Regions from separate parts of the Homo sapiens genome. Here region 1 is linked to region 2. A link is a loop called in an ENCODE intact Hi-C map of the cell type or tissue named here. Cell type or tissue: OCI-LY7. All regions are shown on one strand. Each heading gives the region's core, and the rest is flanking DNA. Links, peaks and the distances in the headings are about the cores only. Region 1 overlaps LARGE1 (LARGE xylosyl- and glucuronyltransferase 1). Region 2 overlaps SYN3 (synapsin III).

Region 1 (15,119 bases), core at 4,104-12,103, 260 kb after region 2:
CGTGCTTCCCATTGCTGATTAAATAAGAAAATGTATATTGTCCAGCATATGTTTGTTCTCCATGACTCTCCAGCAGGAGTATGAAAAGGCTAAGACGCTAACTGAGCAGGGAACAGCTGGTCTGGCTGAGCCTACGTATGACGGGTTTGGGAACATCATATGAGGCCAACCAACAGACTCCTGTCTGCTGATTTACTCCATGCTCCCTGTCCTTATACCTCACATTCATTTCACTCCCATTCAGGAAGCTGTAGAGAACAGTCTTGGAGTCAGAGGAAAAAAAAAAAAGAGTTTGATTTGTGGCTTCACCAATTACTCAATCTCACCAAGCCTCAGTTTCCTCGTCTAGTAAATAATATCTTCTCATGGCCAGTCACAGTGGTTCATGCCTGTAATCCCAGCACTTTGGGAGTCCGAAGCAGGTGGATCACTTGAGGCCAGGAGTTCGAGACCAGCCTGGCCAACATGGCAAAACCCTGTATCTAGTAAAAACACAAAAATTAGCCGGGTGTGGTGGCGTTCGCCTGTAATCCCAGCTACTCAGGAGGCTGAGGTACAAGAACTGCTGGAATCCGGGGAGGCAGAGGTTGCAGTGAGCTGAGATTGTGCTACTGCACTCCAGCCTGGGCGACAGAGGGGACCCTGTCTCAAAAGAAAACAAATAAAACCCCAAAAAATCCCTTCTCTCATGGGAGTCCTGTAAGCTACGGAAGCAACAAATTTAGCACTCAGCGCCCAAGGGCTCCATTAATGGTAGCTGCGATTGCTTAAAGATAGCTCTGAACAATATTAGAACGTTGAAGGCAGATCTGTTGTCAAAGGACAGGATTACATCAAAGTCTTCCATCAATTTCTTTCTGCTGAATTAGACATGGGTTATGTTCAAATAACTCAGAGTTAATGAAATTGTGAAGCTCAGAATTGCCTTTCGCTTACTACAAGATGCACTAGACTGCAGAAGGCATCACTTACGTAGGTTTTCCTGGGATTCGGGGGTCTGAGAGTGATCAGCCGATTGTGACCCAGTACCCAGGGACCACCAAGAAAACAGAGGCATTTCTCAGAGACTTCTAAGTGGAGCTTTTTACCTTGAGGCCGATTGCTAGGCCGCTGCACATAAAGAGGCCTCTATGCGCTCCCATTGCATTGGTGCTGGAATCAGTAGGGTGACGCAGTTTTCTATCACTTACGTAGAAGATGTTTCTGATCTTCTCAATATTAAATGTTGATCTTAACATTCATGGGGAAAGGAACCAAGTCACTTAGTTTTACCTAAGTATTATATAATCTTTGGGGAGGGTGAAGATTCAAAGCTGGAATATTAATGAGCTAGATTATGTGGACCCATACATAATGGCAAAATTCAAGAATTTTTTTTTTTTTGAGACGGGGTCTTGCTCTGTTGCCCAGGCTGGAGTTCAGTGGCGCGATCTCGGCTCACTGCAACCTCCGCCTTCTGGGCTGAGGCGATTCTCCTCTCAGCCTCCCGAGTAGCTGGGATTATAGGCATCTGCCACTGTGCCCGGCTATTTTTTGTATTTTTAGTAGAGATGGGGTTTCACCATGTTGGCCAGGCTGGTCTGGAACACCTGGCCTCAAGTGATTCGCCTGCCTCAGCCTCCCAAAGTGCTGGGATTACAGGCGTGAGCCACCATGCCCGGCCCGCAAAAGTCAAAAATTCTTACATCGCCGTTTTGATGTATCTTTTCTCCTTGCATATCTGAGAAACTAAAAAAACTATGAAGGTTCACATTTATATCCACACATAATAAACACGCATTCTAACACAAAAAGCATTTCAACTGAAACTGATGAATATCTTAATAGCTGTTAAAAAACTTTTTTTTTTTTTTTTTGAGATGGAGTCTCACTCTGTTGCCTAGGCTGGAGTGCATGGCGCGATCTTGGCTCATTGCAAGCTCCGTCCCCCGGGTTCTCACCATTCTCCTGCCTCAGCCTCCCAAGTAGCTGGGACTACTGGTGCCCGCCACCACGCCCGGCTAATTTTTTGTATTTTTAGTAGAGATGGGGTTTCACCATGTTAGCCAGGATGGTCTCGATCTCCTGACCTCGTGATCTGCCTGCCTCGGCCTCCCAAAGTGCTGGGATTACAGGCATGAGCCACCGCGCCCGGCCTAGTTGTTATAAAACTTTTAAGCAGGTAGAAAATAATCACTTTCATTGTCTGGTAATAAGGCGACTAAGTTAGTGACATATTATAGTACACATTGCCTTAGGGACCCACATATTGAATCATCTCAGAAATGTATACATGTGGATGGTAAACCTTCTGAATCTGGCTTTTTAGCACTACTTGCCATAAAATTTTGTCACATAATATGCTATATAACATTAATAAACTCAAAAAATTACATATGCATACAGACATATGCATAGCCTTGTGTATGCATGTTTATTTTTCATTCAAAACACTGAACTAACAAAACAACTTCTGAATTTAACCCTTGTATTTTGGTTATACAAGACAATGTTATGTTTTAAAAAAATACACACTAAAGTATTTAAATTTAAAGGGGCATGGTATCTACAATTCATTTTCAAATGTTTGAGGAAAAAAACTATGAAGAGTATGTGGCAAAATGTTAACAAATGGTTAATCTAAATGTAAGGGATAAAGTTATTTGTATTATCCTTGCAATTTTCCTGTTAGTTTTCAAACTTACAGTTTCAAAAATAAATGAAACTAAAACAAAACTAAAACCGTTTCTGTGAAAGTCTTAAGGTGAAACCAGCCTTGGCATTATCTGTTTACTTTTCTGCTGTCTAATGAATTGCACTTACATGAAAGTAGACTGTACCTGGTTCACTGTTGCATTCATAATGTCCACCAATGAGTAGATGCTCAATACATTACTTGTGGAATTCAGAAAAAAATGATAAAAAGTGCAGTGAAATTACTGATGTCACTAGAGCCCTTATTTTCTTTCTTCAGCACCACTTACCCAGGAATCTGTCAAAGCTTTGCTCTCAGTGAGCCCTGTCAATCATTTCATGACATTGTCCTGGCCTCATTGATCAGATGGCCTTGGTACGACACCTTGGGAAACACTTTCCCAGAACTGCCTGACATTTTTTCATTCCAGAAGACATTATCTCTTAAGACTATATTAACCTGAGCCACCGGTGGCTCACGCCTGTAATCCCAGCACTTTGGGAGGCCGAGGTGGGCGGATCATGAGGTCAGGAGATCGAGACCATCCTGGCTAAAACGGTGAAACCCTGTCTCTACTAAAAATACAAAAAATTAGGTGGGCGTGGTGGCGGGCGCCTGTAGTCCCAGCTACTCGGGAGGCTGAGGCAGGAGAATGGTGTGAACCTGGGAAGCAGAGCTTGCAGTGAGCCGAGATCGCGCCACTACACTCCAGCCTGGGTGACAGAGCAAGACTCTGTCTCAAAAAAAAAAAAAAAAGACTATACGAATGTGTTACAACAAACCAATGACCAAATCCATTAAATATTCACAGTCAGAAACCCCACATTTTTGTGGCACCCCCATTACCTCCTTTTGGATATCACCAGTTATTTCTTGAAATTAAAGGACACTTCTTAAAAGGAGTTTTGTTAAATGAATGGAAACAAAGATCATGGTATATCCGACATTAGATCCTATGGGTCTGAAACCTCTTAGAATGCATATGGCAGATAAGTGACATTTCATAAACTTGAATGGCACTAAGCTGAATAATAAACCCTTAGGGTTAAAAAAAATGAGGAAAACGAAGTATATGAAGTACATGAAGATACGACTGTACAAGCCTCGCAGCTAAGCTGATTTCAGTATTGTATGGGAAGGCAGTAGCACATTTTAGTGGAAAGACAGGGGTTTTTGAAGCCAGCCAGATTTTGGTTCAAATTCTGGCATTCCATTAGCAGCCTGTGTGGTCTTGGGCAAGTCACATTAATTTCTCTGGGAGCTAGTTTTATTAGCTAAATAATGGGGATAATAATACCTCCCTTATTTTATAACATAGCTGTGAGGATCCATCATTGCCAACTACCATAGAAGTCTTGGTTCAATAAAGGGTAGTTCTTATTATCTCTACCAAGAGTGTGAAGGAGCTGTGTCTGAGAGGGGATTTGAATCACATTTCTTTCACTAACACAGAGCTCCCTAAAGGCCTGGTGACCACAAATGAAGCCTTAACTCAAAGACAGTAGAGTCTTTGAAAGGAACAGAATTAAAGTAGGGTCTGTCCTTTCATGATGGGGCACAAAGAGGCTATTAGTCAACTCAGCAAATATGTGCTCTGTAAATCAGCTCAACACATTCAGAGAGATCACTCTGAAGCAGCATGCTAAGTCAGGGTACAAGGGAGAGCTTAAAACTTAGTGTCTCTACCTGAGCCATGTAATCTAAGAAACAACCCAGGAGAAGCATTCAGAGAATCAATTACTATCCCCTAGAGTGGAACCCAGCTGTCTGAATATGATTATAGATCACCCAGGTCTATTTCAAATTAATTTTCAGGAAGTCCATGAGCATAGCAAGATTTGGCATATTTTAGGAGATTGCTGTCTGGACTGTGTGTGTTATTGGATGGATGTTGAAGGAAGAAGACTAGAAATCCAAGAATCTTCCTACATAGGTTCAAATTCTCTTGTCTGTCACTGTTTCATATCTGTTTCCTTCTTATTGGGAAAGGAAGTAGCATTGCAGGTTATGTGCCTTTGGATTCAAAGAAGTAGGATTTGATTTAAATTCTAGGTCTGCCATATATTAACCATGTGAATTTGGAGGAGTTACTTAATTACACAGAATGCATTCAGGTTCCCCAAGTAGAAATGTTAATATCCACTTTGCAGTTTTGCTCCAAGGGTTCGGTGAACTCATGCCTGCCAAAGGCTTCTGCACATAGTGGTTACTGAAAACATCTCAGTTCCCCTCCACACTGACTGTTAAGGGGACCAAATGAGGGAACCTTGTCCTTCCTCTCAACTGAAAGCCAAGATTAGTATTGGCTTATTTAAGCATGAAAACATCTGTGTGACACATTTAAAGGCCTGTTTTACCCCCCAGGGAATTGATGCAAAGAAATCAACATCTTTTGCAATTACCTCTGCCCAAATGGCTACAGCTCCCCACACATAAGCTGGGGCTGGCAGTGAACTGCTGCTCCCAGTGTAAGTTCTGGGAATGCAGGCTGCTGGCTCTGCGGACCTCAGCCTCCATTGGGTTGGCAGCCTCTCTGTTGAAGTTGGGCATCCGCCAATGTCTGAGCTCCAGCCTTCAGTGAGATTGGCTTACAGTGTAAGGCACCTGTCTTTGGGGAAATAGGATTTTCTCCTGTTGGTGTGAAGTATCAGTTTCTGGCCTTAATAAATTCACTGTACGTGAAGGTACATCATCTTCTAGTTTATGCCTATTGTGTAAAAATAATTAGCACCTTTCATTCTCAGAAGTGACCCGATTTAGATGACAAATTACATGGTCACCAGCTACGCCCATAAAAATGCAAGTGAAAGCAAGGTGGCTGGGCATGAGTCAGGGGCCAAGCAAAATTTTAAAAATAAAAAGGCTTTAGGGAATTAAAAATGGATTTTTAACATTGAGGAACCAGTGCTACCATCAGGTTTTCACTTGGCTCAAGTAGCTGGTAATGATTAATTCAAAACCTGTATCGGTATGTGTACATCTCCTAACAGTGGTCCTCTCTAGGGAAGGAGGAGAAATTAGTGAGTGCCTCTGTATCTGTGTATCTGTCTGTGTGTGCTTGTGTGTACACAGGGGAGAGAGAAAGTCAATGATATGCTGCTGGTAAATATTTAACAACTAGCTCTTGGGGATGGGGACAGAGGAATCACTGAACGTGGAAACTGGAAATATGCCCAAAAAGGCCTTGTGAGCATGTAGAAGCTGGCCTGGCACACCACTGAACAAATTGGACTTTGACATGTACTTTCAAAATTTTTGTTCTGCTTTATACATATATGTCACTTTTTATTTATAAATGCTTTGTATATAGGCTATATACTTGTATGCTCTGTCTACATATATATTTACATACATACATAAGCCTAGCTAGATCTATGCAAAAATTAGTCCTAATGGTAATTTTCCTAATTCTTGTATAAATTTCCGTGTAACATCCACTTGAGCATGTAACATCGTGAGTGATCTCACAAACCGGATTGCTATAGGGTCCCACATGACTACCAGGCCCAAGGATGGGATGTTCCCTTTACAATTGATTACCAGGATTTACCCTCCTAGCCCACATCTGGTAGAAGACAACATCTGGCTCCAGTGTTGAGAAAGATGCGGAATGGAAAACTTGAAGATGGTTTGAGTTAGAGACAGAGTGGGATCTAACTTCAGGCAAAAGGGGAAAAAAAAGGCTAAAGTTCAAATGATGAGAAAAATAGAATGGGGGAACAGAAAGTGTGAAGTTGCTGTTTATCCACTGCAATTTAGCTCTCTATGTCAAGGTGTGTCTCAGTAGCTTCCTGCAAGAGTGGGAGGGGAATGGGGAAGAAACAGTCTGTACTTTCATTTATTAAATGCAGCTTTCGCTGGTCACATTGCAACTCAATACAAACAGCCCAGCAGAGGGTAGGGCATTAACTCTTGTTCTCATCAATGTAAACACAATATTAATATTGAAGATTAAAGAAAATGGGTAAAAAGTCCAGTGTCTCCTCAATCTGTGTGAAGGTGAAGGTGGTTGCCTACCCTTGGACAGGTCCCAAAGGGAGACTGAGGTTGTCACCTCTTCCCATCCACAGTGAAGCAGGCAAGAACCAGAGGAACCCAATCACTTTCTTCCTGTAGGTCTCCAGATGGATACGTGAATCTTCAGAACTGGGCTTTCATGAATTATGAAAGTTCTTCGAAAGGCCTGAGAGGTTCGTACCTTGTGTGTGCACTGAAGTAGTTCCTTCAAAGCCCTTTCCCATGAATCAGTCACTGCCAATAGAAAATGTGACCGGTGTAAAACAGCCAGCCCTCGTAATTCCGCAGTCCCCATCGCTATAGCCCCTGGATTCTGGAGAGTAGGGAGTTCAAAGTCACGGGAGCCTCGGTGATCATCCTGAAGGAAGCTGCCCATGTTTAAATATCGGCCGAAGATGCTTGACCTCCTTCCTGGGCCACTGCTGATAGAGGGTGGTTGGTAGAGGCAGCTGATTTTCCTTTAGAGCCTCAAAGGATCAGATTTTCTATTTTGGATTGCCAGCCCCAAAAATAAACAAAACCCCCAAAGAAAAACAAAACAAAACAGGAGTGACTTTGGGGATAAGGAAACCCATCAACCCCACCTCCAGGACCCTCTGGTTACAATGTCCCCATTGGGTTTTTCCAAGTGGTTGGTTTAGATCATCGGTTTGCCCTCCGTTTGAATGCCCAGCTACATTGCAGGGCAAAGGGGAAAGTTTTCACTTAATAAAGACAATTTCACTTCTATTTCCTGGGACGAATAACCCCTAGAACCCTGACTTCCCTTTCTCCCCAGTTATGATGGGAAGCATAATTATTAAAAAGCATCCAGAACATCCTAAAGCCCTGCCCTGATCTTGTGGCTTTGCAGTAAGATGATAACCCTTTTACTCCCTGTCACCCCTTGATTTCCCATTCTTGAAGAGACTCATCTAGGTGGGCTGCATAGCTAACCTCTGGGAATGCAGGGTTGTGGGGCAGAGAGGGACTGGCTGGATCCTTGTCCAAGGTCTCTGTAGTGAGGGCAGCTTGGCTGGGCCAAAGAGATAAATAAAAACAAACCGAAAAAGCATGGCTCAATTTTGAATTTGAAGGCCGGGCCCCAAACAGCGAGTGGCACTTCCCCTACAGCATGTCTCCCCCTAGTGGTGGGCTTCTTGGTGCTAGCTGTTGTTCTCGGCTGTGAGATATTTCAGGGCAGCAAAGCCGTAGCGGCGGGACATGTCCTGCTGAAACTCTTCCTTGAGGGTTTTGAGACAGATGCGGTATTGCTTGTTGGAACGGAACTTGGTAATGTCGAAGCTGGGGGCATGAGGCATGTGGATCATGTAGGCGTTGGGCAGCACAATGAACTCATACTCCTGGAAGAAGACAAGAGCAGCGTGAGAACCCGCAAGAGCCGAGGGTCATGCATGATGAAGGCCCAAGCGAATGATTGAATGGCTAGTGAATGAATGACTTGATAATGGCACCCACAAGCAGATGGCAAAGGACAGCACAACAGCTTTGGAGTGGGGTAATTCAGGGCTGTTTCCATGACCTTGGACCAGGAAACTGGCTTCTCTGAGCCTTCATGTTCTCATCTATAAGGTGAAAGTAATAATATTCTTGAATGATGACCATGACGGAGAAGCCAATACTGTATAAACAGTGCTGAGCCGAGCTCATGGCCTAGAAAAGGTTTCTTGATAAATAGATGTGAGCTCACACCCACATGGACAGTCTAGGATGACACACGCCATGGGATATTCTCTTGCTCGATTAACTGACATCTGTTTATGATTCCTCATAGGACTTGATGCGATCTGACAGTCTCAACAGATGAGTGCAAAAGAGGGTACAAAACAGGAATGAGAGACCAGATGAAATAAAAACAAGTATTTTGCTGGACCTAAGCTCACCAAGAACAAACCTCTCCCTGACACATCTTTATCGCAGGTCACACTGTCACCCAGTATTCTCAACTTGGCAGAATACAGCTTAATACTCAGGCCAAAAATAAAAGGCCTCTGAATAGCCAAAACAGGTGACCCAGATTTAGGTCATATCGCTTAGAGGAGAACTCAGCACACTTTTACTCAGATCTATTTACTCTCATTTTGGACATATTGTCTGACAAGCTTTTGTTATCTAGTTTCCCAGCTCAGAGCAGATAAGAATAAACTCAGGGATAACTGGGATGGGGAAAGGCGGCTGTTTTAGGTAGAACAATACAACAGCAGCAAGAAAAGACAGTTGCTGGTGAGGAATGAGTGAGAAAAACCATCAAAAGAAAATGCAAGATCTCCCAGAGCTGAACTGTCTGGGACATTTAATGGAGGGACAAAGAACCCCACCAACCGCACTAGCCCCATGGGTGTGGGTGTTAATACCTGGCAGGTGTGCACTCATTATTTCCTTAAGGTACTGGAAAAGGTTAAGAGTATGTCTGGGACATGCTATTCGCAAAGAAAAAAAAGAAAATATGCAACGTATTTTCAAGAATTCTGTCAAAACTGTCCAAAACAAACAAAGCCCAGGTCTCATGGCTAGAAAAATTAACTTTCTTTGAACTAGTTCATCTCACAGCACTGCTGGACACATGAACATGACATTCCTTTTAAGCAGAAGCTGAGGCTGACTGAACACTGTTGTCTGTGAGTGGCACTCTGCTCATTCAAAGTATTATAAAAAATATGGATACTGACAGCCCTGCTTTCTGTTGTTAAATATGGACATGATTCTATAACCTATCTACATCAGTGTTCTCAACCCTAACGCCTCTCAATCACCTGGGGCTGTTCTCAAACATATTGGAACTATTGGAAGGAAAGTTCTCCTGGTGATTCTCATGAACGGCCAGCGCTCAGTATCCAACCTTAGCTTTTTCTGAATTGGAGGTGCTCTTGTTGAAAAATATTTGCACTGTGCACCAGGAGGAGAGATCTTGGAGAAGAGCATACAAAAGAAAAGAAAAGAAAAAAAAAAAAAGGCTGGAGGGACCGAGGAATCCTTCTTCTAATTTAACCAGAGCAGTTTTGCTTTTGTTTGTTTAACACAGGGGCTGAAAAATTGAAGCATGTCTGGTCCATTTCATGTTTTTGTACACAAAGTTTTATTGAAACAGCCACACCCATTTGTTTAAAGACTGTAAGACTGAACTACAATAGCAGAGTTAAGTAGTTGAAAAGGAGACCTGTAGGTCCCATGAAGCTCAAAACACTTACTATCTGGTCCTTTACAGAAAATGTGTGCTGATCCTTGGTTTCACCTACTAGAATTCTGTAGAAGATTCATACTTTGAAGTAGGAGCTCAATACGTATCAGTTGGATGAATGAAGGAGTTCGTGATTAAACACAGTCTCAAAGTCGCCACTCTTTTAGTAATGATGGATGCATCTATTAATCTTTTAGTAAAGGGTGGAATAACTAGCTGCATCTTAGCAGCATGCTTTGTCATGTATATGGAACTCTAAGGATGCTTCGTGTCTGTTACGTGACTCAAAGACCAAGTGATGAATGGTCACATTTGCTTGTCTTCATCATCAGGTTGGGTGAGGATGAGAAGATGAAATGGTTTGTCACAGGAAACTCACATTTACCTGGGTCCTGGCCAAGAACCCAACTCTCACCCAAGGGTTGAGGAAGGAGCAATGGTTTGGGATCAAGAGCCCAAGGATCAGTACTACCACTGGTCCTCAAGCATATCTTGTTCCCTCTTAGCTCTCTGCTTTCTTGTCTCCAAGGATCCCTTAAGCTCTAGGATCTAGGCCTCTCCCCCGTCGACCATACCAGGTGGATGCTCCGTTCTTCTCACCTGCACATCCAGCTCCATGATATGAGCCACTTTGTTCCAGCCAAAGCCTACAAACCTCCGGTCGTACTCCGGGCAGTCACGTCTCACAACAACATACGGCTCAAAATCGGCCTCCCACTCAACCCGGTAAGGCGTGGTGGCGGTCCGCCACTTGGCGAAGTTTGTGGGTGCGTGGCCTTTCGTCCAGACGTGGTACCTGAGACACACGGAGAAAAGCCATTGGGTGTAGGGAAGGAAGCCAAGCTCTCCAAATGCAGCCGATGTGGAGGAAGAAGGGGTGTACACTGATGTAGTCCTCGGGTGAGTTGAACTGTCTCCCTCCCAAAAGCTATGTTGAAGTCCTAACCCCCAGTACCTGTGAATGGGACCTATTTGGAATCAGGATCTTTGCAGATATAATGAGGTTATCATGAGATCACAGTGGATTGGGGTGGCACTAATCCAATATTTGTTGTCCTTATAAGAAGGGGAAAATTTAGACACAGAGACACACAGCAAGAATACCATGTATAGACATTGGGAGAGATTGGATGACGGGTGCATCTATAAATCAAAGATTGCTAAACACTGCTGGCAATCACCAGACGGAGGCCTAGGACCTCAGGGAAGAAGCATGGACCTGCTGACAGCTTGATCTTGGACTTCCGGCCTCCAGAATTGTGAGAGAATAAATTTCTATTATGTTAAGCCATCCAGTTTGTAGTATTTTGCTGCAGCAGCTGCAGGAAACCCTAATCCCATCTGCTATCTGCACATTTCACTAACGAGGAGATTCTCACTATGAAAAGGAACTCCTGGAGGGCTCCATGTCATTTCTCAGGAATTGACTGCAGGTGAGCTTGTGTAGTGATTGCTGCCAGACTGTGGTAGGAGTATCAGACGGTCCCCCATGACTCTCACCCTGTCCAATGCTCTCCCCTTGAGGCAGAACCTGTGAGTATGTATGTGATCACTCCTGGGATTATGGTACATTATATGGCAGAAGGGATTGTTCTAGATATAAATAAGGTTACTCACCACTTTACTTTGTGTGAAAATGGGAGATGATTGAATCATGTGACCCTTTAGACCTGGGTCTGGAAGAAAGCAAGGAGCTATGTTGGGAGCTGCCTATGGGGGCCATGTGGCAAATTAACTAGACTCTAGGAGAGCAGTCCCTGGCCAAAAGCCAGCAGGAAAATGGGACCTTAGGCCTAGGAACGAAAGGAGAGAAATTCTGCTAACCACCAGTGATCTGGGAAGAGGAGAAATGCAGGTCTGCTGACTCCTTGATTTCAGCCCAGTGAGATCCCAAGCAGAGAATCCAGTCATTCCATGCCTGAATCTCTGATCCCTAGAGACTGTGAGATCACAAATTTGTTTCAAGCTGCTATGTTTGTGGTAATTTGTTATACAGTAGTAGCAAATGAATACAATCATATAACCACAATAAGAAGCAGCTAATATTAGTTAACCACTTACTGTGTACTGGGACTATTTTAAATCTCTCTCTCTCACACACACACACACACACACACACACACACACACGCAGATATTGTTTTAAATTCTTATAACTTACCAAATGTCAAAGTACAAGTAGTCAGTGGTGGAGTTGTGATTCAAACCCGGGAAGCCTTGCTCAAAGGCCAGGAGCCTCCTTAAGCACTTCACCTCTCTTTTTTTATTTTTTTATTTTTTGGGATGGAGTCTCGCTCTGTCTCCAGGCTGGAGTGCAGTGGCACGATCTTGGCTCACTGCAACCTCTGCCTCCCCGGTTCAAGCGATTCTCCTGCCTCAGCCTCCCAAGTGGCTAGGACTACAGGCACGCATCACCACGCCTGGCTAATTTTTGTATTTTTAGTAGACACGGGGTTTCACCATGTTGGCCAGGATGGTCTCCATCTCTTGACCTCATGATCCGCCCGTCTTGGCCTCCCACAGTGCTGGGATTACAGGCATGAGCCACCACGGCCGGCTGGGTCACCTCTCTTATATGTCCCTGTCCCCCACACTTCCTGGCCTGTTGAACGAGTACTCAACAATTGTGCACTAAACTGAATGAATGAATGAGTAACCTAACAACATGAGAGGCACCTGAGACAGGTCCATGTGTGAGATGGCAATATGCCTCTAGAAGCTACAGAGAGACGGCAGGAAGCTGGGCATCTAGTGAAGGACTAGACAGGGCCCAAGAGAAGAGTTAGGAAGAGTATCCAGAGCTGGAAAGAAAAGCTTCATGAAATGAAAACAAGACAGAAGGGTGGGAACCCAAGAGCATAGCTGCAGGGAGAGAGGAAGTGGAAGTCTGGGTTCCATCTCATCCTGTGGGCAGTCTCTCCAAAGCAAGGGAGGCGCTAAGTGAGACTGAGTGTTCCGTGTGGCCAATGGGACACTTTCTGGCAGGGAATGCAACTGCTTCCTTCTTTTGCTTTTCTACCACTGAGGCTGGACTCCCCCCAAACCCTCAGGGAACTGGCCAGTGCAGCTGAATGGGCACTGGCCAATGGGTGGGCTTTGATCAAGTTGTGCTGTTGGGTGAGACAGCCAGGCTAGGGGAGGGCAGGAACTTGAACTTCAGCTCCATCAACACAGCAACTTCCATCAAAACCAAAGCCACTTAAATGGAAGAAAAATGAAAGGTGAAGCAATGCCATTTTCATGGAGTGTGGAAAAGGGATATTGCGGGAGATGTCAATTTCGGGCATGATCCAACAATTAGGCCCAGAAGCAGTTGCTTTTCCATTTGTGAACTTGCTGAATGGGCAGTCTTAACACCTGATGCCTTCAACAGAACTGGCACAGCACAGCTGATGGCCGTGAACTTGTATGAGGTTTTAAAGCACAATGGAGCCATCAGGCCAGGGTTCAAATCCCACCTCTGCCACTTAGGAGCTGAATGCCTTGCAGAACAAAATGCTTTAATTAGCCGTTAATTTCCTTTTGTGTCAACTGGGGAAAAGAATACCTATCTGGTTGAACTGCCAAAGAGCTTAAGTGAGAAAATATAAAGAGTCTGGCGCAGTATTGACATCTAAGAGGAATTCAATAAATGCTAGTTTTATAACAAAGTGGTTAAAAGCAATGGTTCTGGAGGCTGCCTGCCTGGGTTCCAATTCTGTCATTCAACAGGTATGGGTACATTAACTACTTGGCACCTTTGTTTCCTTCTCTTGGCAAAACGGACACAGCAATATCTACTTCATAGATTTATGATGATTATGTGACTTAATTCACATACAGTACTCAGAGTAGTTTCTGATATATGGTAACTCCTCAAAAAAAAAAAAAAAAAAAAAGAGAAAGAGAAAATTCTCTTTATTATTTCTCCTTGTTTGCTTCCCAGATATGATGTCAATTCCTGGTGGTCTTGCTCTCAGTGATATTGACAGCCATGTTATTGGTCATCCACCTTTAGAATCTAAACTCTCAGAAAATTATAATGTGAAAAGGAAGGGAAAACAATGGGGGAGACGGCGCCATTGCACTCCATTGTAGGGACAGCTGGGTCAGTTCTAGTCATCTGGCTGAGGAGGCAGCTTTGATCAGTTTAGCCTGGACACTGGCAGCTTGCAGAAAGGCTGGGCAGCACAGGGTGCAGTCAAGTTACAATGAACCTCTCGTTAAAACAAGCCCCAGCCTGTGAATGACCTATTGCCAAATGCCAGGTAGCCTCCTTCCCTGCTAAAAAAGGGATGGGAAGATGAGAGAGGTTTCCTAGGTACACCTTACAGGATGCTACTGGGGAGAAGAGATTTGGGGCACTTTGCTTTAAGCAGTGGTTCTCAAACTTGAGTATGCATTAGAATTATCTGGAAGACTGGTTCCAATTCCAGAGTTTCTGATGCAGGAGGTCTGGGCTAGGCTTGAGCCTCTGCATTTCTAACAAGTTCCTAAGTGATGCTGAAGCCACTGGTCCAGGGACCGCATTCTGGAGCCACCGCCCTAGAGGACTTGTAGGGGTGTGGATGTTTTCTCATTCCAGGTGTGGTAGGGAGCAGATTTCGGCTGCTCAGAGGCTGAAGAGTTTGTTATTTGGAGAGCAGGTGACAATAGCAATTTCTCGGAGACAAGGGCTGTAACTTAGCACTTGGCATGATGGCTGGCAAGCTGCTGGCCAGAGCAGCAATCACGGACACAGCAGGCCACACCCCAGCTCTTGTGGCCACAAATGTGGCTGTGAAATGAGTTCTCGGTTCACTGTGGTATGAAGACGGCAGGAAGGATGCCTTGGAAATGTGTCAGGTGCTCAGCCATCAGACTATGGCATTCATGGGAGACTTATATTAAGGTTTGGTTTGAAAGTCTCAATTCTGAGGAGCAAGTTTTTACTCTGCATCTTTAAACACTGGTTAAAAAAAAAAAAATTCAGGACTCAATCAGTAGCTGGATGGCATTCTGACTGAGAACACAGGTTCCTCAGACCTGGTACGAATCCAGGCTCTGCTATTTACTGGCTGTGTGTCATTGGGCAAGTTATTAAACTTCTCAGAGCCTCAGTTTCATTATCCATGCAATGGGGATGATAGTATCTGTCACATAGGTTTATTGTGAGAATTAAATATGTAATCACGGTGCCTGGCACATGCTAAGCACACAATAAGTGGTAGTTATTTCTTTCAGAAAAGAAGGAAGGCTTGGGTTGGGTGGGGGGTTACTAACTCTTCCAGGC
Region 2 (15,119 bases), core at 2,623-10,622:
TAGTATAATATTATTTTCAATATACTGACATGCTCAATTCAAGTATTGTTGCTACTAGTTGTTTATAGATTCCTTGATACTTTCTATTTAAATAATGTCATCTATAAATAGAGATCTTTACTTCTTTCTTTCTAATCTGAATGCCTTTTACTAATTTCCCTTATCTGACTGTCCTAGCTAGGACCTCCAATATTGAACAGAAATCATGAAAACACACACCTTACCTTGTTCCGAATCTTAGGGGGGAAACACTCAGTATCTCACCATTAATGTGGTGTTAACTAGAGGTTTTTGGTAAATCCACTTTATTAGATTCAGGCAGTTCTCTTCTATTATTATTTGGATGAGAGTTCTTATCATTTGGGAGTTGAATTTGCCAAGTGATTTACTAAATCTATTGAGAGGATTATATGTTTTTGAAACCATTTATTTGCTTAACAATGTGGTAAATTATACTGATTGATTTTTAAATGTTAAACCAAACTTGCATTCCTGGGATAAACCCCACTTGATCATAGTGTATTACCCTTTTTATATATTGGTGGATTCAATCTGATAATATTTTGCTATTTTTGTGTCTATGTTCATGACAAAAAAACATTGGTCTGTGGTTTTATTTTTTGGCAATGTTTTTGCTAGGTTTTGGTATCAGGGTAATATTAACCTCACAAAATAGGTTGGGAAGCATTCCCTCCTTTTCTATTTTCTGAAAGAGTCTGTGTAATATTGTGTTTTTTTTCTTAAATTATTGGCAGAATTCAACAGTGAAACCATCTGGGGTTGGTTTTTCTTTGTGGGAAAGTTTTTAATAATGAATTCAATCTCTTTTATAAAGCTATTCATATTTTGTTTTTCTTTTTATCTCAATTTTGACAATATGTGATTTCGAGCATTTTGTCCATTTCATCTTGGTTGTGAAACTTACTGGCATAAAGTTGTTCATAACATATCCTTTCTGTAGGATCTTATGATTCCTCCTGATATTCCTGATATTGGTAATTTGCTTTTTCTCTCTTTTTGACTGATCCATGTTGCTAAGAATTTATAAATTGTATTACTCTTGCAGGGCACCAACTTGCAGCCTTTTCAATTTCTCCATTGTTTGTTTTCTATTTCACTTATTTCTGTTTTTTATTACTTCCTTTCTTCTCCTTACTTTTGGTTTAAGTTTAATTTGCTATTCTGTTTTCTAGAGCCTTGAGCTGGAAACACAGATCATTAATTTTAAACTCTTTTTTTCCCCAATATAAGTATTTAAAGCAATGTGCTTCCCTCCCAGAAATTCTGACATATTTTCATTATCATTCATTTTAAATTATTCTGTTTATCCCTTATAATTTTTTGACCCATGTATTACTAAAACATGCATTTAATTTTCAAATTTCAGTGCTTTTTAATTATTGTCTTGTTAATGCTTTTAATATAATTCATTTGTGATTCTTGAACACAGTCTATAAGGTTTTAAACCTTTGCCGTTCATTAAGATTAATTTTATGGTTCAATACAGTCTACCTTGATGAATGTTCCAGATGCACTTGGAAAGAATGCATATTTTGTGGTTGCTGGGTGTAATGCTCTACAAATATTACTTAGACTGCTTTCAAGTCCAATTCCCCAGGTAGCTGACACTCCCATGGTGACTTGCAAGCAGGAAGTTTATTAGGCAGTGCTTCCATCTATGCTCAACAACTGTGGGCAGGAATGAAAAGCAGATTTGGGCTGAGAGACAGACAGAACCATCACAGGTTCAACAGAGGTGCCAGTTGATTTTAGTGGGCACATGGACCTGGGGCATCTCTTTAGATGTCCTCATTTTCCAGCCACTCTGTGAGCTTATACTCTGCCCCCTGATTTGTCAAACCAGCAAAGCTGCAGCTCTCCACTTGAGTTCCAGCTGCTCCATGCCAGGTGGCGTGGGAAGAGCCACCTAAATGTATATTTCACTAAGTGGGTGTGGTTTTCCTTCCTTCAAGGGTCAAATCCTGTCCACCTCCTGTCTATTTTTTGTTTTTCTCCAGCAACCTCAAATCGTTTTAAAGATTTTTTCCAAAGTTTATCATTATCATCTGTGAGAGGTTTAGTTCAACTTAGGCTATGCCGTCATTACTGGAACTGAGCCCCTTCCATTTTTCAAATACCAGATGGAAAAGTTAAAATGTTAGGGTTGAAGGGATCTTAGAGTTTATTTAACAATTCCTTCTTCAGGAACTCTGGTCAACCTTCCATTGATATGAATTCCCTGACTTTGAAAAAAAATCACCTCTTACCATCTTTTGACCTACTCCAATGTTAGTCAAAGGCTTCTCAGGTAACTTCTGCCCACTACAGGCCCCAGTGGAACTTACAGGCTGGCAAAGGGAGGCCAATCATGAACATGCAGACAAACATTTATGGTTTAGGGTAAGTGCAAGTAAACAATACACAGAGTGTGGTCATCGAAATTCACTTGGGGCAGGACTTTTGCAGAGAGGATGGTTAGAGAAGGCCTCTCTGAGAAAGTTACTTTTAAAAATTTCATTTTCAATTGACAAGCAATAATTATATATATTTCTGTGATGTTTTGCTATGTTTACATTGTGGAATGATTAAGTCAAGCTAATTAACAAATCTATCATCTCACACACATCATTTTCTGTGGAAAAAAAATTTAAAATCTACTCTTTTAGCAATTTTGAAATATACAATGCATTATTTATAATGCATTATAGTGACTGTAAAGTCACTATTCTGTGCAAAAGATCACAAGGGCTTATCTCTCATAACTGAAACTTTGTACTCTCTGACCGACATGTCCGCTTTCCCCATTCAGCCCCCTCTCCAGCCTTAGGCAACCACATTCTACTCTCAAATTCTATGAGTTCAATGGTTTTAGATGCCACTTACAAGTGAGATCATGTGGTATTTGTCTTTCTGTCCCTGGCTTATCTCACTTAGCATAATGTTCTTCAAGTTCATCCATGTTGTAGCAAATAGCAGAATTTTCCCCTCCTTTTTTTTTGGTCTGAGATGGGGTCTCACTCTGTTGCCCAGGCTGGAGTGCAGTGGTGTGATCATAGCTCACTGCAGCCTCAACCTCCCAGGCTTAAGTGACTCTCCCACCTCGGCCTCCAGAGTAGCTGGGACTACAGACGTGTACTAAGATGCCCAGCTAGTTAAAAAAAAAAAAAAAAAAAAATTAGGGGGCGGGGCTCTCACTATGTTGCCTAGGCTGGTCTCGAGCTCCCGGCCTCAAGCAATTCTCCTGCTTAGAATCCCAAAGTGCTGCGATTACATGCATAAGCCAATGGGTCCTAGCTTCCCCCTCCTTTTAAGGCTGAATGGTATTCCATCGTGTGTATATATACCACATTTACTTTATCCATTCCTCTGATGATGGGCACCTAGGTTAGTTCCATATCTTAGCTACTGGGTATAATGCTGCAATGAACCTGGGAGTGCAGATAGCTCTGATAAATTGATTTCAATATATTTGGATACATACCCAGAAGTGAGCCTGCTGGATCATATGGTAGTTCTATTTTTAGTTTTCTGAGGAACCTCCATGCCGTTTTCCATAATGGCCGTATTAATTTACATTCCCGCCGGACAGGGTGGCTCACGCCTGTAATCCCAGCACTTTAGGAGGCCGAGGTGGTCGGATCACCTGAGGTCCAGAGTTGGAGACCAGCCTGACCAACATGGAGAAACCCCGTCTCTACTAAAAATATAATATTAGCCAGGCGTGGTGGCAGGTGCCTGTAGCACCAGCTACTCGGGGGGCTGAGGCAGGAGAATCGCTTGAACCCGGGAGGCGGGAGTTGCGGTGAGCCGAAATCGCGCCATTGCACTCAAGCCTGGGCAACAACAGCAAAACTCTGTCTCAAAAAAGCCAGCTTCGCAGTCGAAGGACAAGAGTCGTAGAAGCGGTCGAGGCTTTTACGGCTCCGGCGTGCCGGAAAGTGCGTGAGTGGAAGGTGCTTGAGTGCCGCCGCCGGGGAGTTTTGTTCCGTTTCCGGGATCCTGGGGTCTGGAGGCAAAGTATGTTATGCATAAAAGTGGATAATTTACATGATAAATGAAAATGGCCAATTCTTTAAGAGGATAAGTACTAAATCTTTATAAAAATCTGCTGTATCTTGATGAAACCCCGTCTCTACTAAAAGTACAAAAAAATTAGCCGGGCGTGGTGGCGGGCGCCTGTAGTCCCAGTTACTGGGGAGGCTGAGGCAGGAGAATGGAGTGAACCCGGGGGGCGGAGGTTGCAGTGAGCCGAGATGGCGCCACAGCACTCCAGCCTGGGCGACAGAGTGAGACTCCGTCTCAAAAAAAAAAAAAAAAAAAAAACTACTGTATCTTGGACGAGACTATCCAAAAGGAGCAGACTATTTTAAACGGCGTTTGAACAACATTTTCCTTAAAAACAAAGACGTGAAGAATCCAGAGAAGATCAAAGAACTTACTGTACAGGGCGAATTTGTAATGAAAGAGCTAGAAGCCTTATATTTCTTTAGGAAATACAAAGCTATGAAACAACGCTGTTATTCAGATATCAACAAAAACTAGTTGATCCTTACTACTTTAATTTAGCTGACAACCAGTGCCAGCTGTTTCTGTACACCAGCTATTGTAAAATAATTCTAACTTAAAATGGGAAGATGTACATGTTGTGTAAAAAAATCCCTGAGCTGCCCTACTGAACTAAATAGGTTTCAACTTCTGTTCATACTGAGAGATTTATCAGCAACTTTATGCTCAGTTTTTATACAAAGATAGCAATTTAGCTATACTACCGATTATAAATTAATGAGCACCGAATTTTGAATGAAAATATAATACACTTAATCTTGTAACTTAATAGGACTTAGCCAATTATTTTTAGCTTATTTTTCCATTTTACTGACAAGAGAATGCCACATACTGAACATTTAATAGGCAAATTTTCTTTTCTTTTTTTTTTTTTTTAAGACAGTTACACTCTTGTTGCCCAGGCTGTAGTGCAATGGCACCATCTCGGCTCACTGCAACCACCACCTCCTACGTTGAAGTGATTCTCCTGCCTCAGCCTCCCAAAGTAGCTGGGATTACAGGCGCCCGCCACCACGCCCAGCTAATTTTTTTTGTATTTTTAGTTGAGACGGGGTTTCACCATTTTGGCCAGACTGGTCTTGAACTCCTGACCTCAGGTGATCCACTCGCCTCGGCCTCCCAAAGTGCTGGGATTACAGGCGTGAGCCACCGCGCCCAGCCACAAAATAATTTCTTACACACTTGTTTCTCTTAACTTTTGAAAGGAATCCCTTATTTTTTTCCCCAGTTTGGTACATTAACAGCACATATTCAAGGTTCACTACAAAACAAAGCAGTTCCTGGTAATGACTTAAATGTAGTTATAGAAATAATAATATGTATGGAGTCATTCCTGCTGAACTTGAAATAGCCTTCTGGTGACAGGCATTACATACATAACTATTCAATTATTTCCATTATTAATGTTGCTGCTGCTACCTTTGGGCCTGAAACCAAGTCACCTGTTGTGTATCAATTAGCTTCTTTGATAAAAGGAAATAAATAATGTCATTCTATTATTTTATCATAAAGACAAAAAATTTACATTCCCACTCATGGTGCACAAGTTTTCCCTTTTCTTTACACTCGCTCCAACACTTGTATCTGACATCTTTCTGATAATAGCCATTCTAACAGGTGTGAGGTGAGATCTCATTATGGTTTTAATTTGCATTTCCCTGATGATTAGTAATAATGAGCATTTTTTTCATATATCTGTTAGCCACTTGTATGTCTTCTTTTGAGAAATGTCTATTTGGTTTACTTGCCCATTTTTTGATTGGATTATTTATTTTCTTGTTATAGAGTTGTTTGAATTCCTTATATATTTTGGATATTAGCCCCTTATCAGATGTATGGTTTGCAAATATTTTCTCCCAATCTCTGGGTTGCATCTTTATTCATTGCTTCTTTGCTCTGCAGAAGCTTTTTAGTTTGATGCAATTCCATTTGTTTATTTTTGCTTTTGCTGCCTGTGCTTTTGGAGACACTTGGACAATGTCCAAGAAATAATTGCCCAGACCAATGTCATGGAATTTTCCCCCTTTGTTTTCTTTTAGTAGTTTTATAGTTTCAGGTCTTATATTTAAGTCTTTAATCTATTTTGAGGTGTTTTTTTGTATGATGTGAGATAAGGGTCCAACTTCACTCCTCTGCCTACGGATATCCAATTTTCCCAACATCACTTATGAAGAGACTGTCTTGTCTCCATTGTGTGTTCTTGTCACCTTTGTCAAATTTCAATTGATTGTAAGTGTGTGGGTTTATTTCTGGGATCTCTTTGCTGTTCTATCGGTCATTGTGTATTTGTCAGTACCATGTTTTGATTACTATAGCTTTGTAATAGATTTCAAGTGCCTCTAGCTTTCTTCTTTTGTCTCAAAATTGCTTTGACTATTCAGATTCTTTTGTGGTTCTATACAAATTTTAGGATTTTTTTATTTCCATGAAAAATAACATTGGAATGTTGATAGGGATTGCATTGAATCTGCAGATCATTTTGGTTAGTACGGACATATCATTCTTCCAATCCGTGAACACGGGATACCTTTCCATTTATTTGTGTCACTTACAATTTCTTTCACCAATGTTTTATAGTTTCCAGTAAGAAGGTCTTTCACCTCCTTGGTTAAATTTACTCCTAAGCATTTCATTTTTTGGTGCTATTGTGAATGAAATTGATTTCTTAAGTTCCTTAGCAGTTAGTTTGTTGTTAGTATAAAAAAATGCTACTGATTTTTGCGTGTTGATTTCGTACCCTGCAACTTCACTGAATTTGTTTATCGGTTCTAACAGGTTTTTTTTTTTTTGTAGAATCTTTAGGATTTTCTATATTTAAGATCATGTCATCAGCAAACAGAGACAATTTCACTTCTTTCAGGAGTGATCTTTAGGCTGAAACATAAAGGATGGGGAGAGAGAAGTGTATAAGCAAAGGCACTAAGGTAGGAAAAAGCAAGGCACATTTGAAGAACAGAGGGATGGCCAGCTCCATCAGGAAGTTAGAACAAGATTCTTGTAAGAGAATGTTTAGAAAAGCAGAGAGGGGTCAGATCATGAAGGGCCATGTTGAAATCAATTTTGATTTGAAGCCAATTGTGAAAGTAAGCCATTGGAGGGTTAGAGACAAGAGGGATATCTGGTCTACCTGGCCACTGTGTAGAAATAGACCTAGAGGATGTGTCTATGAAAGGAGCCAGACAGGTTAGAAGGCCGTTGTAGTCATTTTGGTCCACAGATGTGAAAGTGGGGAGCTGGATTATGTAATTTTCAAGGTCTTTTCCTCTTGAATCATTAGGACAGGACACAGGATATCGCTCCAATGCCAAACTTAATCTGATGGCAAGACAAGGTGCGGATGAGAGGGATTCTGGTGAAAGCCTAGGAAAAGACAGGAAGGCAGGGAAGACGGGCTGGGATAGAACCCAGTAGGCCCCGTGGGTACCCAGCCCCATGCTGCCCTAGCACTAACCACTAGAGGGCAGGAGTGACCAGACCAGACAGAAAAAGAGACTTTATAAGGCAAGTTTGCAAGCTTACTTCTTGGAGGCTGTGGCATGAAGAAAAACTTCACTGGGAAAGGTTAAATAAAGGATGAAAGACTTTCCATACTTGATGGTGAAGCCAGAACCAGAAGTAAGGTGAAAATCATAAGGATACGTTTTGCATCAAAGCAGGAGGAATGAGAGCTGCCCCACAGCGGCAACAGCTACTTTGAGAAGAGATGAGCCACTGATCAGCCTGGACAGGAGAGTGGACATGTCTGCTTGGGTGACTCATTGACACCCCAAACTTCTTTCCTTGCTCACCCTCAGATGAGTTTATGCACCTGGGTTCCCCACTTCCGGAACCCTGTGACCCATCCACTCACTGAGACCTGAACCTAAGTCTCACACTTTGCTCCTCCTTAACCCTGGTGAGTTTCAGCCACTCAATCTCCAAGTCCTGTCAACTCTGTCTCCACTAACATCTTCAGCATCATCCCCTCCTCTCCATCATTCCTACCATAGACTTGGTTCACGTGCTGCTAAAGCTCTCTCCCCTTGCCTATTACAACAGGCTCCTAATCAGCTCCCTCCCTCTAAGCTCAGTCATTCAGTCAACTTTCCACAGAGCAGAGAGAGCTTTCCAAACTACAACCCTAACCAGAGGAAGCCCCCTCGTGACTTTCCACATATCCCTAGGATAAAGGACACACTGTAACCCAGAAATACCTTAATCATTGCCATCTTCTTCAAGGTTTTCCTTGCTACTTTGGCCATGCAGGATGAAACTCTTCTAATGAGTCATGCTCTTCCAAAAGTCCATATCCTTTGTATATACTTTTCCCTCTGCCCGGAATACTGCATCTTATTCCCCTTTTCCTTCACTGCCTGGATACCTAGAGAGGCCATGAAACCTGTAACTGGGAGCACAGGTTTCAAAGGCAGACAGACTCTGGTTCCAATCCCAGCTCTGCCACTTACTCATGTAATATCTATGAGAGTTGGGGTGGCTTATTCAACCTCCGTGCCTCAGTTTCCTCATCTGTAAAACAGGAATAAAAAATAACGGCTACTTTACAAATTGATATGAACACTGAATGAGATAACTGATGTGACACAGTGCAAGGCCTGACATGTCAGGCACTACATGTACTAGCTCCTGCTGTTATTTATTTATTACAGTTGATTTTCTTGTTGTTGTTTGTTTTTGGTTTTGCTTTTGTTTTTGAGACTGGGTCTAGGCTGGAGTGCAGTGGCGCGATCTTGGCTCACTGCATCCTCCCGCCTCAGCCCCACAAGTAGCTGGGACTACAGGCACGTGCCACCACCCCCAGCTAATGTTTGTATTTTTTGTAGAGGAGGGGTTTCACCATGTTTCTCAGGCTGGTCTTCAACTCCTGAGTTCAAGTGCTTGGATTGTAGGCATGAGCCACCACGCCCAGCCCCATTGCTTATTCTTAGCAATCCACATGAAGCTACTGGGAAGATCAAATGAAAGAATGCACAGACGTGCTTTTGAAATAATGAATGATTATACAAATAATAGTAATGAAACATCGTTTTTAGTAGTGGTATCTTTACAATATCATCAGGATGCAGAATTGTTATTCCTGACTTCAACCATCCCTGAGAGTCATTAATGCTTAGAGACTCTGAACACAGAGGCCCCACAGTCACATAGAGGCCCCAAAGCATTTAACCAAACACCTTCAGATTTAATTCCTCCAGAGGAGAAGTATTCAGTTGAATAGTTAACCATGGAAACGTGTTTGTTCACATAGACCCAATCCTAGGAAAATGGAGAAAGTGGTGAGGTTTATTTCTGGATCCTGTACCTCTTTCAAAACCCATCTTCCTCACTTCTTCTTCTTCTCAATACCTCACCCCTAAGATCAGATCTCTTGGCAGGACCTTGTCATTGGAGCCTCTAATTCAGAGAAGCCTCAGGACATAGGAGATGGGGTATTTAAGAATAAGAGAGGGTGTCTGAAGAGGAGGACAGGCCAGATGCCCAGCCCAGAGTACCAGCACCTCAATACAATCACGCTATTAAAATGATTCTTCCAATGGTATAAGGTATAAGGCCTGAAAGCAATCTTTTTGCTCAGTCTTTAAGATTCACTGAGGTGACTCTATTGATGATACTTTGGGCACCATGACAAGCAAAAGGGGAGAAATTTCTTTTGCAAGATTGGGTCATACAAAAGGCCAACCTATACCACTTTGAAAACAAATCCTATATAAAAGGGACTCTTCAAGTGCAAGCCCCCTCCCAAACCCAGGCTAAGGACTACAATGGCCTCAGCACTCTGGTGCTGGACACAGGTAGACAGAGGCAGTAAGCTTGAAGGTTAAGTTCATGGATCCTGGGACCAGGTTGCTTGGGTTCCAATCCCAATTTTGCTATCTACCACCTACAAAGCCTCGAGAAAATTACTTAGCCTCTCTGTGCCTCAGTTTTCTTATCTGCAAAATGGGTATAATAGTACCTACCTCATAGAGTTCCTGCAACTTAACATATGCCAAGTATCTAAAACAGTGCTTGGCACATGGTAAACAATCTGTGTCAGCTGCTATTATTATTCCGATTTTTTTTTAGACAATGTGTTTCCCATTGCCAGAAAGTCTGACAGTGTGGTTAGTTTGGAAGGCAACACGGCAGGTGCAGTATTTACATGAGAATGAGCTTTGGCATGGATCTGACTTTGAGCCCCACCTCTGCCTCTTGCAGCTCAGTGACATCTAAGTCACGGGTTCTTCATCTGCAAAGTGGGGATACCAATACCCTGCCCTTCCTACTTCACAGGTCTTTGAGCAGACCAAAATCAAGTGCACTAAAGTGCTTTTCCAAATGTTTATTTTTTAAGTTAACATAGAATAAAATAGACTTTGGGGGTGTATAGTTCTATGAGTTTTAGCACATTCAGGGAACCACCACTACCAAGATATGGAAGAGTTCCATCACCCCCCATACAATTGCTTTTTAATCTTGATGACGTAGTGTTTCACAGCCTAACACCTGGCTCTCCTACAATGGTACATTAGATAAGAAATATTCAAGGCCTGGCACATTTCTTAGATAACAAAGAAAGAAGATGAATTCCAGTGATTGAACTTCCTGTGCATTAGTTGCCTTTGCACTGTCTGTTCCTTCATCTGGAACTCTCTGTCTACAGACACATGCGTGGCCCACCCACCTCTCCCTCAGGTCCTGCTGAAATGTCACATTCTCAGTGAAGCCTCCCCTCTGACTGCCACTGTCTGGTACTTTGGATCCTACTTGTTCTTTTTTTCCATAGCATGCACCATCTTCTATAAACTATATACTGTAACTTATTTTTTTTTTTTTTTTGCTTATTCTTCATTTTCTGTTCCCTTTCATAGAATGTAAGCTCCCCAGGGAGAGAGACCATCGTCTGACTTGTCCACTGATGTACTCTAAGCACCTAGAAACAGTGCCTAGCACATAGTAGAGGTTCAATATATATTTGTTAAGTAAACCTGTTTAAAACAACAAGGATGAAGTTAAACTATCTTCACTTGTTGTTTGGGAAGATTAAATCTGTGATTATACAAAAGAAAGCAGCTGTCACAGTGCCTGACACATAAACCTAAGTTGAACGAAAATTGGAATAATGCAAAGGACTGACTGATTCTCCCTGTCCCCCATGTAAACACAACACGGCTTATAAATTCTCCACTCGATGAGGGCTAAAACAATTTTTTTCCTTCCCTATTAGGAATCAGTATTTAGGTAATTAATCCTGAAATGCTAAAATCCCCTCTGCACAAGCAGAAAATTTTAAAATTCATGGAGACAACATAACCTGGGCTTTAGCAATGTATTAATGAGCATAGGCAGTGAAGTCTAGGGACAGGCTGAGAACTCCGTAGACTGTGTCACTCCAGCTGCAAAGCTAAAAGATGCTTAACTTCCTGAAGAGCAGGTCCAACATGCACCTGCTGAGGAAGCAGCTCCATCCTGCTCCTTTCTCACACACAGACCTGCTGGCCCTTTTGACCCCAAAGCTCTTTTCCAGCCACATCAACAGGAAAACATGCACTGTCTTTGATGAGTTCAAATCCACCCACACAGGCCTTGATCTCCTGTGGGTAGCATCATTGTTCTCGTGAGTGGGACACCGTGGGTCCCCAGACAAGAAGAATTTGGGCTTTGGAAACAGGATTTGTAGGTGAGTGAGCACAAACAACTCCCTCCTCTGGTTGGAGAACACCCCAGGGTGTCAGGAAATTTTGTGGGAGAGGGTCTCCTCGAAGTCAAGAGAGGAGACGAGATTCTTCCATTTATTTGCAACCACTCCCACAAACTGAAATATATTCAAATACAGAAATGCCAAAACAAGGTCCCAAAAAATTTTCATGTAAATGAACACTTACCTTTAGCAAATTAAAGCATTTAACTTCCTAAGATTATAAGGTAACAATAACTGAATTTTCCAAAAAATATTCACAGGATTTATTTACGAACAGAATTTATAGAGCCCTACAGGCAGCACTAGCCAGGACTGGGGCCCAAGCTTTGAATTATCTAATAATCATGCTGGATTGCCTCTAGCTTATCAGGACCCTCATCTGAAGGTCATGTCAAAAATCTAAGTGGCCAGGCATGGTGGTTCATGCCTGTAATCCCACCATTTTGAGAGGCCAAGGCAGGAGGATTGCTTGAGTCCAGGAGTTTGAGACCAGCTTGGGAAACGCAGGGAGACCCTGCCTGATACGGTTTGGCTCCGTGTCCCGACCCAAATCTTACTTGAACTGTGAAAATCCCCATGTGTCATGGGAGGGACCCAGTGGGAGGTAACTGAATCATGGGGGCAGGTCTTTCCCATGCTGTTCTTGTGGTAGTGAATAAGTCTCATGAGACATGATGGTTTTATAAAAGGGGAGTTCCCTTGCACACACTTTCTTGCCTGCTGCTATGAAAGACATGCCTTTGCTCTTCCTTGACCTTCCACCACGATTGTGAGGCCTCCCCAGCCATGTGGAACTGGAAGTTCATTAAACCCCTTTCCTTTATAAATTACACAGTTTCAAGTATATCTTTATTGGCAGCATGAGAATGGACTAATACACAGTCTCCACAAAAAAATCAAAAACTTTGCCATGGGTGGTGACACATGCCTGTGGTCGCAGCAACTCAGGAGGCTGAGGTGGGAGGATTGCTTGAGCCTGGGAGGTTGAGGCTGCAGTGAGTCATGATTGTGTCTCTGCACAATCTGCATGATTCTAAACACTCTGGGTCACAGTGCGACGCTGTCTCAAACAAACAGAATCCAAATGGAAGCCCTTGATAAGGTGAGGTCTGGAGCTCAAGTGTCACCTGGGCCCCTCTGTGATTGTTGCTCCAGATGAACCCTTCAAAATAAATTTCAATGATTTTTAGCAATACTCACCTACTCTAAAATCAATCATATATGTATTCTAGTCTATCTCACAATATTATTTCTGGACTTTTTGGTTCCAAACTGAAGCTGGAGAGGTGTCCACCTTGGTGATCATCTAGAACGCTGGCCTCTCTGGGCTAGATCCTCTCCTGAGTGTGGACACTCAGGATACCATACGTTCCCTGAGCAAGGAAGGCACTCTCTCAATGACAGCTCTTTCCACGGGCAGCAATGTCTGCCGGGCACAGCCTCCTTCTCTTTTGTGGCATGACTAGGTCTTGTTGTTTCTCAGAACTCAACTCTGTATCAATCATTCAGAATGGCTTTCCTGACCACCCACCAGCACCCTCCAGACTGGGTATGGTGGAGTGCAATTCCAGTGTTCTTAGAGGCCACTCTTGAGCTTCTTTCCATCACAGACCTATGGCTTTTTTAATGTAAGCATCAAACTCTAATATGCGCCCATATCATCTGGGGAACTTTCTCACCAATACAAATTCCCAGGCTTCCTCTCCAGAGGCTCTGATTCCACAAGCTGGAAAAGTAGTAGCCTGGAATCTGCATGTGATCAAGCTCTCTAAATGACCCAAATGATTCACTGCAGCTGGTCTTGATCTCCAAAATGGGACACTTGTCCCCTAGGGATTTCCAAGATGGTACATTGGAGTACAGGGAAAAATGGTTAGCACTTTCATTCCAATCTTTGATCTCACCCTTAAATTTCTTTTTGGCATGTACATTTTATGGACACAATATATTAGTAAAGTATTGTCAATCTTAAAAGACACTAGAGAAAAGTCTCTCTAGCTATGTTGGGTTTGTCCTGGAATACAATAAAGATTATAATCCGGAATGCATGAAATGACAAGCCACCAGTGCACTCAATGAGGGAAGGATAAAGGGGAGCTTTTATAGCAATGAGAGATTTACATAAGCTGCTTAGAAAGACAGTTCATTGGTTCCAGAGGCTGTTGTTAGTTCGTTGGGGGAGATGCCGTTACTGGGCAAGTGTTCTTCCGAGAACATCTTATCTGAATTACTGCAGTCCTAAAGAATGTCGAGTGATTTATCAAAGCAGGAGATGCGTGAAGGACGTGAAAGTGATTTTAGAAAGTCCTTGAAAACAGTTCTCATCTCAGACAGGTAAGTATGAGTCTCCTCTCCTTTCTGGCCCCATTTTGTCTGAGTCTGACAAAAATTATTTTGGTGGGCACAGTGGCTCATGCCTGTAATCCCAACACTTTGGGAGGCTGAGGTGGGTGGATCACTAGGTCAGGAGTTCAAGACCAGCCTGGCTAGCATGGTGAAACCTGGTCTCTACTGCCAGGCATGGTGGCTCACGCCTGTAATCCCAGCACTTTGGGAGGCCGAGACGGGTGGTCATGAGGTCAGGAGTTCGAGACCAGCCTGGCCAATATGGTAAAACCCCGTCTCTACTAAAAATACAAAAATTAGCCAGGCATGGTGGTGCATGCCTGTAGTCCCAGCTACTTGGGAGGCTGAGGCAGAAGAATCGCTTGAACCCAGGAGGTGGAGGTTGCGCCACTGCACTCCAGGGTGACAGTGCAAGACTCCGTCTCAAAAAAAAAAAAAAAAAAAAAGAAAGCTGGTCTCTACTAAAAATACAAAAATTAGCTGGGCATGGTGGCAGGTGCCTGTAATCCCAGCTACTCAGGAGGCTGAGGCAGGAGAATCGCTTGAACCTGGGATGCCGAGGCTGCAGTGAGCTGAGATCGCACCACTGGGTGACAACCTGGGTGACAGAGCAACACTCCGTCTGGAAAAAAAAAAAAAAAAGATTTCATCCTGGTATCTGCAACTTTCTCAGTATTCATGATTTATAAATAAATATGCTTATGTTGGGGAGGGCAATTTACAGTTTGAATTATTAGCCACAATTCTTCATCAGCCCCCAAGGTCTACAGTTTGCCAAGTGAGTTTTCAGTTCTCCCAGTAGAAGCTGAGTGACTCTCCTGCCCACTGACTTTGGGTAGTCATGTGACTGCACCAGGCCCCATCATGTGACCAGTTTTGATTAATCAGGGGAGCCTTGATAGTGACCAGTTTTGAACCATGAGCCAAAGAGACGTCCCATGTTTCTACTTGCCCTCTTGCACCTCTGTCACTGCCATGAGAAAAGCATGTCCTGGCTGTCCCACGAATCCAAGGAGCAAGTGAGAGGAGA

What was found. Hi-C counts contacts between places; a loop is a spot of excess contacts. Peaks named below come from ENCODE experiments on the same cell type or tissue, not always from the same donor. Only the 100,000 strongest peaks of a DNase experiment are listed, where the experiment ranks them.
Region 1: a loop joins it to region 2, with 4 times the contacts of the local background. A loop is called at or near these places in 3 of 110 quality-filtered maps.

Annotation. Positions count from the first base shown.
Region 1 is chr22:33,266,591-33,281,709 of GRCh38, forward strand. It overlaps LARGE1 (LARGE xylosyl- and glucuronyltransferase 1), which reads right to left. Exons shown (of 15, transcript NM_133642.5): 14 at 10,470-10,665; 15 at 5,919-8,034. The coding sequence ends at 7,837. Among named protein-coding and RNA genes, the nearest start is that of LARGE1-AS2, 110 kb to the left of the region's middle. In OCI-LY7, for the core only: CTCF peaks have their summits at 5,105, 5,306, 7,827 (motif pointing left), 8,040 and 2 weaker places; DNase peaks (open chromatin) are centred at 4,251, 4,971, 6,471 and 7,811; H3K4me3 peaks cover 3,148 bases; H3K27ac peaks cover 4,618 bases.
Region 2 is chr22:33,010,920-33,026,038 of GRCh38, forward strand. The region is part of intron 1 of SYN3 (synapsin III); the gene reads right to left. It also overlaps the pseudogene ETFRF1P1. Among named protein-coding and RNA genes, the nearest start is that of SYN3, 40 kb to the right of the region's middle. In OCI-LY7, for the core only: CTCF peaks have their summits at 7,512 (motif pointing right) and 7,721; a DNase peak (open chromatin) is centred at 7,542.